2 separate regions of the Homo sapiens genome follow, and region 1 is linked to region 2. Evidence: chromatin contacts called from ENCODE Hi-C or POLR2A ChIA-PET data. All regions are on one chromosome and are shown on one strand. The core of a region is the stretch at or near the end of the contact, and the rest is flanking DNA. Distances in the headings are between cores, read along the strand shown. Region 1 overlaps ICA1 (islet cell autoantigen 1). Region 2 overlaps ICA1 (islet cell autoantigen 1).

What was found. Hi-C counts contacts between places; a loop is a spot of excess contacts on that map. ChIA-PET counts read pairs that join two places held with the same protein, here RNA polymerase II (POLR2A). Pooled maps may share reads with other maps.
Region 1: a loop to region 2 is called in a map of GM12878, with 5 times the contacts of the local background. The contact joins two enhancer-like sites. A Hi-C loop is called at or near these places in 9 of 168 maps with a recorded cell type or tissue (CD4-positive, alpha-beta T cell, CD4-positive, alpha-beta memory T cell, GM12878 and 5 more), 26 of 37 single-sample maps with no recorded cell type and 15 of 50 pooled maps. POLR2A ChIA-PET finds 5 or more read pairs at or near these places in 13 of 52 experiments (CD4-positive, alpha-beta T cell, CD4-positive, alpha-beta memory T cell, CD8-positive, alpha-beta T cell and 9 more).

What each region holds. Positions count from the first base shown.
Region 1 is chr7:8,186,733-8,193,700 of GRCh38, forward strand. All of the region lies in intron 6 of ICA1 (islet cell autoantigen 1), which reads right to left. Among named protein-coding and RNA genes, the nearest start is that of ICA1, 72 kb to the right of the region's middle. Within about 2 kb of position 3,824, at least 2 of the 41 ENCODE cell types and tissues checked have a DNase peak (open chromatin) inside an H3K27ac peak, as active enhancers do.
Region 2 is chr7:8,131,419-8,138,259 of GRCh38, forward strand. The region is part of intron 12 of ICA1 (islet cell autoantigen 1); the gene reads right to left. Among named protein-coding and RNA genes, the nearest start is that of ICA1, 130 kb to the right of the region's middle. RefSeq lists a silencer at 2,246-2,295 and an enhancer at 3,006-3,135. Within about 2 kb of position 2,958, at least 5 of the 41 ENCODE cell types and tissues checked have a DNase peak (open chromatin) inside an H3K27ac peak, as active enhancers do.

The sequences.
Region 1 (6,968 bases), core at 2,574-5,073, 56 kb after region 2:
TGTACTTTCATGCATAATGTACTCAATTTGATGGGTTCCATTACATATAAGTGACAGGGCCTCAACGTGCCACTGAGAAGGGGAAATATGAAAACTAGTTAGAGTTGTATTCTTATTCCAGTAATGTTGTCTCCATTTCTCAAAAGATAAGCTATTCAATATCTCAGTATAGCACACAGGCTATTATCTTGTTTTGCATTTATTTTATATATCAAACACTTAAAATTGGGCAACAAGAATGTTTATGTTGTGCTTAATATGGACCACACTCAGTTCTAAGAACTTGACAAATATTACAGATTTAATCCTCATTAGAATCTTATGAGCTTGACGTGATTACACTTATGTGTCACTTAACGATGGGGACATGTTCTCAGAAACATGTTGTTAGGTGATTTTGTCCTTGTTCACACATCATACAGTGTACTTAAATAAACCTAGACGATATAGCACCTATTACACACCTATACTTTTTTACAAAGTATATATTATATTACAAAGCATTATATTACACATGAGATGGCCTATTTCTCTTAGGCTGCAAACCTGTACAACATGTTATTGTACTGAATACTGTAGGCAATTGTAACACAATGATAAGTGTTTGTGTATCTGAACATATCTAAACATAGAAAAGGCACAGTAAAAATATGGCATAAAAGATAAAAATGATAAACCTGTGTAGGGCACTTCCCACAAATGGAGCTTGCAGGCCTGGAAGTTGTTCTGGGTGAGTGAGAGTGGTGAGTGAATGTGAAGGCCCAGGACATTACTGTACACTACTTTAGACTGCATAAGCACTACACTTAGACTACACTAAATTTATAACAAATGTTTTTCTTTCTTTGATAATAAATTAACCTTAGCTTACTGTAACTTTTTTACTTTATAAACATCTTTAAACATTTTTAAATTTTTTGACTCTTCTGTAATAATTCTTGTCATAAAGCACAAACACATTGTACAACTGTACAAAAGATTTCTTTATATCCTTATTCTATAAGCTTTTTTCTATCTTTAACTTTTTTCACTTTTTAAACTTCTTTGTTAAAAACTAAGACACACATTAGCCCAGATTTGCACAGATTTAGTATCATCAAGATGTCACTAGGCAATAGGAATTGTCAGCCCCATTGTTATCTTATGGGACCACCATCATAAAATGTCATTATATGGTACTTGACTGTGTCTCCATTTTTCAGATGAAGACACTGAAATATTCAGAAGTTAAGAAACCTGCCTGAGATTATACTGCTACGAAGTGGGGAAGCCACAGTTTGAACCCAGGAGATGCTCACTGCAGAGACTGAGTTCCTCACCAAGGCACCAGGCTGTTTCTTACGCTAAAGGCATCCTAAGGGAACATAATGGAATGGGGATTGGAAAAACTCTTAGATAATGTTTTCTTGGGGTGTTTTGTTATTTATATGAAAAGAAAAGATTTTCCAGTTATAATTATCAAACTGCTTTCATAGAACCAAAATAAATAAGATACTTTGAGAGTACAGGAAAGTTATATAAGTTCACATTGCATAATGACACACTTATTTGGTTTCTAAGTTTCATCATTTCTACGCTGAAAATCTCTCATCTTTTCCCTCCTCTCCATTCTTGTAGCATCCTACACAGAGCTACCAAAATTAACTCTCCTCAAAACTGCTCTTCCATGGTCGCTTCCTTGCCCAGGAACCTTCATACCGACATAATTTCATAATGTCCGATATCAAGGCACAGAGTCAAGATTCCAACCTGAACCACTCTGTTATGCCACCTTCCAAATGACAGGTGACTTCTTTGAATCACTTCGATTGTTACTATTTTAAAAGTGAGTGTGGAGTAAGGGTGGAAGCCTAGAAGGGATTTTTGGTAGAATTATAATTAGGGCATTATAAATATAGGACAGCAAGAGGTAGCTGGGACTTCAGAAATATTTTGGGAGGTAAGGAATATTTTAAACTTGGGAGTACCAGAGTTGCTGCCAATCCTGCCTCTCTTCAGGGCAGGGAAGGCCCCAAGGAGAGCAAGAGAGAACCTTTTTTGGCCATGGCTCCCTAGGGCAGAGAAGAAGCAAGCATTCAGGGCAGTACTTACAGGAATCAAGACTATGGTTTGGTGGGAGCATCCCTGTATTCTATCTTTCAGTGACGCAAAGAGGAGGGCAAGACTTTCCTTGATGAGGCCAGGGGACCATGCCAAACTGTTAGGATGGTAGATGCAGAAGCTATGCTTCCCAGTGAACCAGATTTGATACCCTGGGAGAGGAGTCAATTAAAATAGAAATCAGGGGAGTGAGCCCGCGAGCCAACCCCTCTGCAAAGACTTCATCTGATTCAGACCCTCCTGAGCTTTTACAGAACCCAGTGCCCATTGCAATCATAGCACTTATGAACATTCACTTAAAGATCTGTCTCCCCAAGTAAACACTGCACCCTGTGAGTGCTGGGATCTGTATTATTTGACTGTATTCCCACCAAGCCCAGAGCCTGCACAAAGCATGTGCCCTGAGTAAAATGCCTCTGAATGAATAAAATGAGGGTAGAGCTTTGATCAATTGGGGTCATTATACTAGAAGGAGGCTTATAACTCATTTAGTACAATCCTATTGTCTTACAGATGATGTGATACACAGAGGTTAAAGGGCTTACTAAGGTCCTATGTTGGGTTTAGTGCTAGAGCTGGACCCAGAACCCAGAACACACAGGCGGATTCTTTCGCCTCCTCGCTCTGCTAGGGGCATGAAGACAGAAGACAGCCCCCACAGTCATTCTAACATTTGTTGGCTGGCTATTGGGAATGCAGAATACATTTTCCCATGGAGGCAGGTTTTTTCTTCTTCTTTTTTTTAAATGGTGGTTCGGTTCCCAGGCCAGGCCACAAAAGCCTATTTACCCCATAGCTGAGCTCAACTATAAAACCAGCGGTAGCTCTGAGGCCTCACTGAACCCCCAGCTCCGAGCCTGCAGTCCGAGGGGCAGGTGGGCAGCTGGCTCTGCAAGGGGGGTAGGCAGCGCTCCCTTGAGCAGACCAGGAGTGTGGGGAGGGGGCTGGGCAGGGGGGCTGGGCAGGGGGCCCAGGCAGCAGCTGCAGGAGCCTACAGCAGCCTCTGAATGCCTTGGTGGTTCTTAAGTGGATTGTTTGTAAGTTGGGAACTGTCTGTACTTAGAAAGGCGGATTTCAAGAGGTAGGGGATCCTATTTCACTTGAAGGCCCACAGTAATGAGGGTTCTTTATTCGTAATGAAGTAAGCCACTAATTGGAGGGACGGGCTCAGGAGGCCTGGTGGAATTTTGTACTCCTGGACCAGAACTGAGTAATATTATGCAGTAGCCTGGCAACCCTTTACTTTTGCACAAAATTCATATAAAAATCTACCATGAAGTGCCTGTCTGACATTCACTGTGTTTATTATTAATAATGATAATAACAGGGTAGCTTATACACAGCCTTAAGGCTAAGAAAGTAAATTGAATTCTCAGTTTCTTCCAGTTTTTTTTTTTTCCGCAGTCAGATTAGGAACATTTGGAAAGTCCTTACTCTCCGAGTGGGCTGAAACCTTTCATATTTACCCAGAGGAGACATGGCTGTAGTTTCTAAGGACTCATCCAAGAGATGATCTCTTTCCTTCCTCTGCCTCCTCAGAGAGGCAGAAACATTCCATAAACTCACAAATGTTGTAAAAGTAAATGTACAAAAAAATAATATTAATGGAACTGAAAACGTTACAGTAGAGAAATCAATTATAATAAGGTAATACAGTTAGCTCTTCTGGACTTAATGAAATGTGTTCAACTGCATTGGAATGTTCTGGTGCCCCCTGCAGGATTCTAACACCTCACAGAAATGGTTTAGTACCAATTCAGATGGCTTAGAAAACCCTACAGAGGCAATGTGTTTCTTTTCTCAGGTTCAAATCAACTTAACCTGGCTCAATCACATGCAGAGGGACAAAGCAGGAACTCAATCTAACATTTAAAAGGTTTTTAGCCACCATAAGTTTGTCATTAGAATGGAGGTTTTTGGATCAACAACAGAAACTATTTTTGGTTTGTGAAGTTTATAAATCTAACAGTGCAAAGTTCACGGTTACATGTGTGATCTCTCAATTTTTCTGGGCTGAGTGTTTAGGGAACAAGGAAGTTTGCTTCCATGAGCCTTGCTTTGACTTAGTGCAGAAAAATTAAACATTCTGGAAAGTTAAACATTTAGCTTCTAAATTTTTACTGCCCTGGAATTCCTCAGGAACATGACTCCAGTATGATAATGAACAAATGGTCATCAGAGTTGTTTATTCCATAGTTACAGGTCAGCAGATGTGAGGAACCATCGTCTGACTCCAATAAGCTTTTAAGATGATAGCTGTCCATCGTTCCTGCCCTCCACTTTATACGAGAGTAACTGAAATCACTATTTTGATGTATAATGTCCCTGCTATCATCTAGTCTTAGGTAATTTATCTGAAAGACATTGACCAGGTCTCACTGAATTTGCAAAGAATCATGCTGGCACATAATTCTAATTATATCACAATAGCTACAACATAAATACAGTATTGTAATATTGTACAGACAGTCCTGGATTTGCCATGGTTTGATTTATGATTGTTTGACTTAGAGTTTTTGACTTTGCCAAGATGCAAAAGCAACATGTATTCAGCAGAAACTGTACTTCAAGTACGCAAACAACCACTCTGTTTTTCATTGTCAGTACAGTGTTCAATAAATTACTGTGAAATATTAAGCACTGTAGTATAGTATAGGTTTTGTGTTAGATGATTTTGCCCCACTGTAGGCTAATGTAGGCATTCTGAAAACATTTAAGGTAGCCTGTGGTAAGCTATGCTGTTTGGTAGGTTTGGTGTATTAAATGCATTTCCGATTAGGATATTTTCAACTTGATGGGTTTACTGGGGCATAACTCCATTGTAAGTCAAGAAGCATCTGTATATATGTGTTATATAATACATATTGCCTATAGTAATATTACATATTATTATAATATTGTATAATATTATAACACAATATAAACCTCTACTAATGTCACTTTTTTCAGTGCCATTCCTTCTTTCATATACTGGATGTTTAATTTCTTAATTTGAACATTATAAAGAAACGTATTAAAATTCAAATCACAAAGACACTAAACATAATTCCAGACTTCTAGAAAAGTTGCAAGAATTCTTTGTATGCCTGGATACCCTTCACCCAGATTCCCAAAATGTTAATTCACCCAAACATTACTACATTTGTTTCATTTTCTAAATACAAACACACATAGATTTTTTCCTAAACTGTTTAAGAGTAAATTGCAGACAGAAAGTTCCTTTATTCTTAAATAATTCAATATATATTTCCTAAAAATAGGGAACTCTCTTACATAACCACAGTACAATTATTGAAATCAGGAAATTAATATTGAAATAATGTTATCTAATATTACAGACCTTATTGTGATTTTATCAATTGTCCCAATAATATCTTCTATAACAAAAGAAAATCTAAAATCATACACTGCATTCAGTTGTCATGTTTTTTCAGTCTCCTTTAATCTGGGAAGTTCCTGGGTCTGTCTTTTTTCAGGGCAGGTATTTTAGAGAGTGTTCCACATTTTGGGTTGTCTGATGTGTCCTCACACTTAAATTAAGGTTATACACCTCTAACAGTATAACAAAAGTCATTCCGGCTTTTCCTCAGTGCATGGTATCATGTGGCACATGCTGTTGGTTAGTCCCACCACTAGCGATGTTAACTTTAATCTTTTGGTTAAGATGGTGTTTGCCAGGTTTCTCCATTTGAGTTACTATTTCACCCATTGTAAATAATACAATATAATTTGAAACAATGTAAAGACAACGTAAAGATCCTATATCTCATTAAACTTCCATCCATTAGTTTTCATATTCATAGATGATTCTTGACTGAATCAATTATGTTTATGATGGCTTGCAAAATATGATTTTTGATTTTCAACATTCTACATTTATTGGTTGGCTTTCTACTTTATTTGTTCTCCTTTGTTTGTTTATATCAAAGTAGCTCATGGATTCTTACTTTATTCAATAGTATTACACTTACTAAAATTATTTATTTAAATTAGTAATTTATTTTAACGCTTAAATGATCCCATATTTGGCGAATGGGAGCCTCTTTGGGCTGGCTCCAGCGTCATTTTGACAAGTCCCCCTTATTCTGCAGGTACTTTCTTCATTTTTGGCATGACATGATGTTCCAGGCTCTATTCTACTTTACCTGCCTCAAATTTGAATTTAACCATTTCTCCAAAAAGCCCTAGTTCCTTTTAGTGGAGGGTATGTAGAAACAAAGATCTGGTTTCTAGATATGCTCACTGCTACTAGAGTGAAACTGCTTCAAGGTCATCTCAGAGGACTGAGCTGGGAAATGTTTATATGTATATGTAAACAAATGTGTGCATATCCACAAGTACTCTCAGACACAACACACATACACATATATGTATTATAATCCATGCACAGCTACATTAGTTTACATATATCTAAACACATACACACATGTATGTATGCATGCATGTATGTGTGTATGTATCAGAAATCAGGAGTTTACATCCATATCTCCAATTTGAATCCAATACCGCAGAGTTCTATCTCATCCTTTTACCACAACTGTAGCTCCGTTCTCCTAAAGTGCAAAACCTGGCTCCCACTGTCCACAACTTATCTGCTCAATCCTGGAATGCACGAAGAATAGTTTCAGAACTGCTAACCTATGCTTCTGCAAAAAGAGACGACGTCTGCTAACTAGAGTTGAAAATTCCAAGGGACCAGGAATGACATTAAATCAAAGAGGTCAATATATTCATTTTCAAAGTCAGTCCTGTTGTCAAAATCAGTAAGAAAATGGTGGTGGCAAAAGCATTCTATCCTTCAAATCCTTCCCTCTGTAGATTCTGCCATTGCGTGATATCATACCGAAGTTAGAGTTTGGCCAGATATG
Region 2 (6,841 bases), core at 1,708-4,207:
ACAGAAAAGAGAAAAGGACCCTTGGTGAGGATATTGCCTACAGCCAGTTCTAAATACAGATTTTGCCTACACTGAGGTCTACCAATGAATTTAGCCTTTTATTTGGCTTCTTGATTATTCAACAGCTAACAGGCCACACAGTGCACATTTTCTCTTTTAAGAGAACTTACTACTTAGCTAAAAGCAATGAAACTGGCACTGACTTGAACCATAAAACACAAAAACCTCCCAATTATTGCACTGATAATTAAGATGCTTAAAATTATTACACATAACACGTAAGAAAAATCTAACTACAAGTAGAAAAGGACGGGTTCAGGTCTGTAACCAGACAAGTTGAGACTTGAGAAATAGCTCTATAGTCAGTTGGCTCTTGAGAATCATGCTATCATTTTCTTTGAAAAAAATTCAACTCAACTGAGAGATAATGGAGACACATGCAGAGATGTGATAAGCTCTTTGGGAGAAACTCTAGTAAGAAACTCCCAACTGGAGTCAGGGCTTCCACCCATGCAGATGTGGACTGCTTCTGGGTTATGGTGCCCCAATCCTGCTTTTGTGTTAAAGGATGAACAAGGGTTGAGGATCTCTCAGGTGCCAAACCCACAGATGCTACACCAAGTTCCCTTCACTCTCTTGCAGGCTCCCAAGTCTCTGTGTTTACTTGCTTACCAGATAACCTAACTACAGACACTGCTGCAAAAATAAGAGCCAACAGACATGACGTACTCACATCCTCACCTGTCTCCAACTCCGTGACCTTGCAGGCATTGCCTCTCCTTTCTAAGATAAGCCCTCTCTATGCCCTCCCCTCCTTCCTGAAGCCTGCTCTGTTCCCACCATTATTCAGATCCAGCACCTTTAGTCTTTCATTTTCCAATGCTTCCTTCCCCTAGCCGCAGGAGATGTGTGCCTATCTCAACAATAATCAGCCTTCACTTGATGTTGCTCTCCACCCTCCCCTCACACTTTCAAGTTACTGTTCTGGTTTCTTCTTCCTTCCACAACCACATACTCTACTTTGGCTCTACTCTTTTCTCAGCTGCCTGTAATTAAGTTCCTGCCCCCACCCTATACTGAAATAGCTCTCTTGAAGGTCAGCAGTGAGATCCTCATTGCCAGTTCTGAGGCTCTTTTCCCAGGCCTTTACCTGTACAGCATCATTTGTACCACTGCCCAGCCTGGAAATGCTGCTATCTCCTGGGAGTCCCCATGAGGCGGCTCTCTCGGATGACCTCCCATCTCCCTGACAGTACCTTCTCCACTGCCTCCTCCTATTCTGGCTGCCCTTAAGGTTTCATCCCAAACCATCATACCTTCCCTACATTCTCTATAGAAGATCTTTTCTATTCTTAGGGTTCCAATGTCACCTCAGAAGGTTCTCCAATCTCTACCTCCAATTCCAAGTTCTTTCTGGAACTCCATTTGCAAATTCCTGTCTGGGAGCCCTTCTGGGTTTGCCCATTGGTGAAGCTGCTGGTGCTCCATAGAGGAACCCTCTTACTGTGTATCTTTGCTTAGTCTGTGTTATGGTTTGCATATCTGTCCCTTCCAAAACTCATGCTGATATTTAAACCCTAGTGCGGCAGCTTGAGAGGTGCGGCCTTTAAGAGGTGATTGGGTCATGAGGGCTCTGCCCTCACAAATGGGTTAACCCATTCATGGATTAATGAATTAATGGATTATCATGGGAGTGGGATTGGTAGCTTCTATAAGAAGAGGAACAGAGACCTGAGGGAGCACATTCGGCCCCCTCACTATGTGATGCCCTAAGCCGCCTTAGGACTCAGCAAAAAAGGCCCTCACCAGATGTGTCCCCTCAGAATTGGACATTTTAGCCCCTATAACTCTAAGAAATAAATTCCATTTCTTTCTTTTCTTTTCTTGTTTTTTCTTTATAGAGTCTCACTCTGTCATCCAGGCTGGAGTGCAGTGGTGCAACCATAGCACTCCAGGCTTGAATGCCTTCTGAGTAGCTGGGACTACAGGCACATGCCACCATGCCTGGCTAACTTTTAAAACTTTTGTAGAGATAGGGTTTTACTTTGTTGCCCTCTTGGTCTCAAGTGATCCTCCTGCCTTGATCTCCCAAAGTGCTAGGATTACAGGCATGAGCCCTTTTCCTTATAAATTATCCAGGTGCCAGTATTCTGTTTTATAAGCAACAGAAAGCAAAGTTAGACAGGCTGGCTGTGAGATTACTCATTTACTCAAAGGCCTTCAGTGGCTCCCTGACTACTGGCTAAAGTAACACTCTGTCTAGTGGTATTCAGGATGTCTGCAGTCAAGCACGAATGCAGCCCTTTCAGCTACCCATCAATATAGCCATCTGGAAAGCCTTCATTCAATTTGGCAAAACTTCTCTACTTGCCATTGCTCAAACATATTCTGGGAACCTGATGATTTGTCCCAGTGAGAAAAATCATACTTTTTTTTTTTTTTTTTTTTGCAACCAATAGGAATCTTAGAGATCATCTCCTCTAACTCACTTTACAGATAAGGAAAAAGACCCAGGTTAAATAACCTACCCAATGACACAAAATTTATTAGTTACAGACAATCTTGCTAGGGACCCCAACTCACAGTCAAGGTGTTTTCTCACTGTAGCACTCTGCTTTTACTTCAGAACCTATTAAGGATCTCATGTATAAATTAATATTTAAGCTTTTGTAAAGTGTTGAGGGTTTCTAAGGTCAGATGGCTCCACTGGCAGCCAGGCACCATGCAGGCACCGTGGCAGAAAGGCTGAGATGACAGATCCATTCAGCATGTTTGCCCTGTACTGCCCAAGTTTTCAAAAATAAAAACCCTATGCCCCTGGGAGAACATTCCCTAGGAGAACTGATCCTGAACCAATGAGCAATATCTGTGTGAAAACTCACATAGAGAGGAAGCTCTTTTAAGTTTAGACACGGTGTGGGAAATTGGTGACAGCTCACTCAGGTGGTATTTTTGAACTCATACTGAGTTTCATGACCTCAGCATAAATTAGAACACAGAAGATGGAAGGAAACATAACTACATAGACCGAAAACGAGAGCACAGAAAAGCTGGCAGATAAATGTCACTTAATTTACCTTCATCTGCGTGTGAAACAGGAAGACTCCATCTCTCTGGTTTTCTCCCTCGTCCCCACTCTGGACATTATGACTAATCGTAAAGGCCACACGCTTGCAGTACAGATGAAAAACCCCAAACACCAACACTATCCTCACATCGCCCAAAGAGAGTAGGGGGAAGATAGGGAGGAAAACACCTTACGAAAATGGCTAACAAGAAAAACATATTCTATATTATAACAAACTGTACTTGTTTGGAACTCAAGAACACTGCTTCTAAGAACTTCGCTCTGATGAAAAATGATATAGATTATAATAAGAACAGAGAGAGGAAAAACAACTCCTACTCCCTGAAAAACAAAACAAAACAAAAAACAAACAACAAACCAACAGCACTGGACCCTGAGTAGGCACTAAAAAAAAAAAATTCTTGTTCATGATCCCTAAGCTTGCTACTCCATTTCACCAGTAGATGTTAGAAGACAAGTAATCTTACTGAAAAACATAAAACCTAGGGCAGGGATAAATATTTATAGACTCTTTATAGAATTTTTTTTATTTTTTTTTGAGACAGAGTGTTACTCTGTTGCCTAGACTGGAGTGCAGTGGTGCAATCTCGGTTCACTGCAACCTCCGCCTCCCGGGTTCAAGCGATTCTTCTGCCTCAGCCTCCAGAGTAGCTGGGATTACAGATGCCCATCACCAGGCCTGGCTAATTTTTGGATTTTTAGTAGAGACAGGGTTTCATTATGTTGGCAAGGCTGGTCTCGAACTCTTGACCTCAAGTGATCCGCCCATCTTGTCCTCCCAAAGTGCTGGGATTACAAGTGTGAGCCACCGCGCCCGGCCAGAATCTTTATAGAAATCTTTATAAGGGTAAATCTATAGAGAGCACTACAGGCTACAGGATGATCAGCTAAGAACAGTATTTGGTTAAAAAAAAAAATGTACCAAAGCCAGCAGTACATCCCAGGATGCTGAGGAAGACAGAGAGGAGGGAAAGTTCATGAGAAAAGAGAAGGCGCTTTTTAGAACTTGCCACTTCGTATGCGAGGAAGCAGTCAGATCCCTAGTCAGTAATATATGGACAACTGCAGGAGACAATTCTGAGTGACTCAGGAGGAACTCAGAGGTAAACATGTATGACTGCTGTGGGCTAAAAGTTTTCACCCACACCTATGGTACCTACTGAATGAGCTATTATTCTGACATGTGACCACAATTTAGAATCACAAGTCTAGAAGTAGTAACCAAGGAGGTAGCAGGAGATAAACATTTTATTTAGAATATAGACAATTAAAATTGTTTTAATTGGCTTAGTCTTGTCCTGGAGAGGGATCTTTTGGGTAAGGCCAACTTATGAGACTTAGGTGAGTTGAATTCATTGAACTGTCTTCTGCTTTGTAACACCACTTTTTTGTTCAGGTATCTGCTATTCATTTTTCTTGGCCCAATTTTGGGAAACACAAAGATTTCTCCATGTTATAATTAACGAATTGAGGTCAGATTGCCACATGTGGTCATAAGGCAGTTTGAGAGCCACTTTCACGTGTCTCAAAATGTCACTAACTTTTTTACTTAAAATAGTTTTATAAACTGTGGTCAAATATTGGTTTTCCATTATATTAGCTATTTAGTAGGAGAAAGCCAATGTCATTACGACACTGAATGGGGGTGATTTTCTGGGCAATGGCTCTTTGAGAATCGTTGCTGTTGTCACGAGCGGTCTGCTTTTTGATAACATTGTACCACGGCTTAGCCATTACTTGTCTAACAGAATTACCACAGGGAGTGAACCGGCCCCCAAGCAGCAGGGTGCTAGAGCTTATCGTCCCCAAGTCCTATAAAGTCAGCCATCCCTGGATTAAGCTCTTTTTATTTCTTGACTGTTTAATGTCGTGCATATTGTAATCAGCATTTTAATTCAGGATTTGGGCCTTCCAGCAGTTTTCCAAAGGGCACACATTTTGAAGTCAACAAATTAATGAGTGTTCTTTTCTTCAGTCACCACAAGTTCTCTGTGCACTGAGAGAATATTTTTATTCTACCGACCACGTTAATATTTAAGCCGACGCTACCCTGTGGGTTGACAACATAGAAGCAGAGGCAGACAGTGGGGCAGCCCTGCTCATGCCTGAAGAAGGGCTGTGTGGGTTGGCAGTGAGAAAGAGAAAAGACAAATTATGTGACATTGACTTTAACTGAGACAATGTGCAAACCAATACTTCTGCCTGAGAACAACTACACATTTTAAGGGACCAGCACATTAATATCCCTATCTTTACAATTACATAGAGTGCTCAAAAAAGGGGGTATGGACTGCTAGTCTACAAAACTAACAAAGATCCTAACTATAAACCAATGAAATATGAAAGTTGTTTTAAATAAGCAGACAAGTGTCAATCTCATTCCAACATATCTTGGCACATGCTTTCGAGGAAGTTTATAAAAGTAAGCATCTATCGCAGGCAGTGCCATTTCTGATTTAATTCTGTGAAAAAATGCATGACTACTGGGTTAGGGTTGTACCTTTACCGCCAAGTTAAAAAAAATTAAATTCTAAAGCCAAGAACCTTTTTTTTTTTTTTAGAAAGAGGGAAACAAAATACAGACTCGTATTTGCTGTGTCTGGGTAAACAAACACTAAGATACACTGGGGGATGGAAGTATTAGAATAGGGAGGGGGTTAAGGAAGAGGAATGAGAGTGAGGATTCTTTTACTGTGTATTTTTTTATTATAAGTCGGCTTTTGTCCCAGTGTGAATGTACTACCTAGTCAAATTCAAACACTAAAATAATAAAATTAAAGAAGGTGATAATAAAAGCAAAGAGCAAATTATATAAACAAGATGTTGGGAATGAAAGGAATAACAGCCTTCCTATCAAAGTAAGTTAAAGCACGTGAAGGATTATAAATACATTTGTTTACTGGTAAGACTTGTTGAAACTGGGTGGTGGGTACCTAGGTTTGTTCTATTATTGTCTTTACCTGACTTTGGTAAGAATAAAATATTTATCCCCTCCAAAAAATAATTTGTGAAAGACACCTTTATTCTATCAAAATAATCTGTTCTTAAGCCAAAGAGGAAAATGTTTTACAAAAATGGACACCATGTATGGCAATCTACATTAACTGCTTATTACTTCCACTACCTGGTATGATTTCAATATTTATAAATGATTAGTCATTTTGATAAAATATTCATGGGCATTCACACAGTACTGCATAGTATGCTACCTGTCGTAAGACAGTAACAGGGAAAGCAGATATCTGTCCTCAAGTTTATATCCCTAAACCCTGAAAACTTAATGCTAGAGGTGCGGTGCCTTTCTACTTTTGACAAAACTTTAACCAATGTCCTCTGTCTTCCAGAGACTCTCTTCCTTGCACACTCTGTAAATTAAATCAACATCAAGCCCAGACTGAACTGAGTTGTCTGCCCTGGTTGACTGGGGCCTGCAGGATAACTTCGGCCAGTCTGTAGTCCTGTGAGAAATCTGTAAAGCCAGGGCAGGCTGCATGCCAACCACCAGGGCATGGGATGCTCTGGAGTTTGGCTCTAAATTTCAGGTGTATTTTGGACTCTTGGTACATCATTAAAAGGAAACCCTTGGTCAGATGGAGAGCTAAGGCTATAATTAGGCTGAACCCTCTCAATGTCTTAGGATTACTTAACACTCTACATTCTCACTCAAATCCATGGTTCTGGATTCTCTTTTGGGAGGTTATTTCATAAGTGATTTTAGGTTTGGTAAATTCAGGTGTGCGACTTAACTAAGCA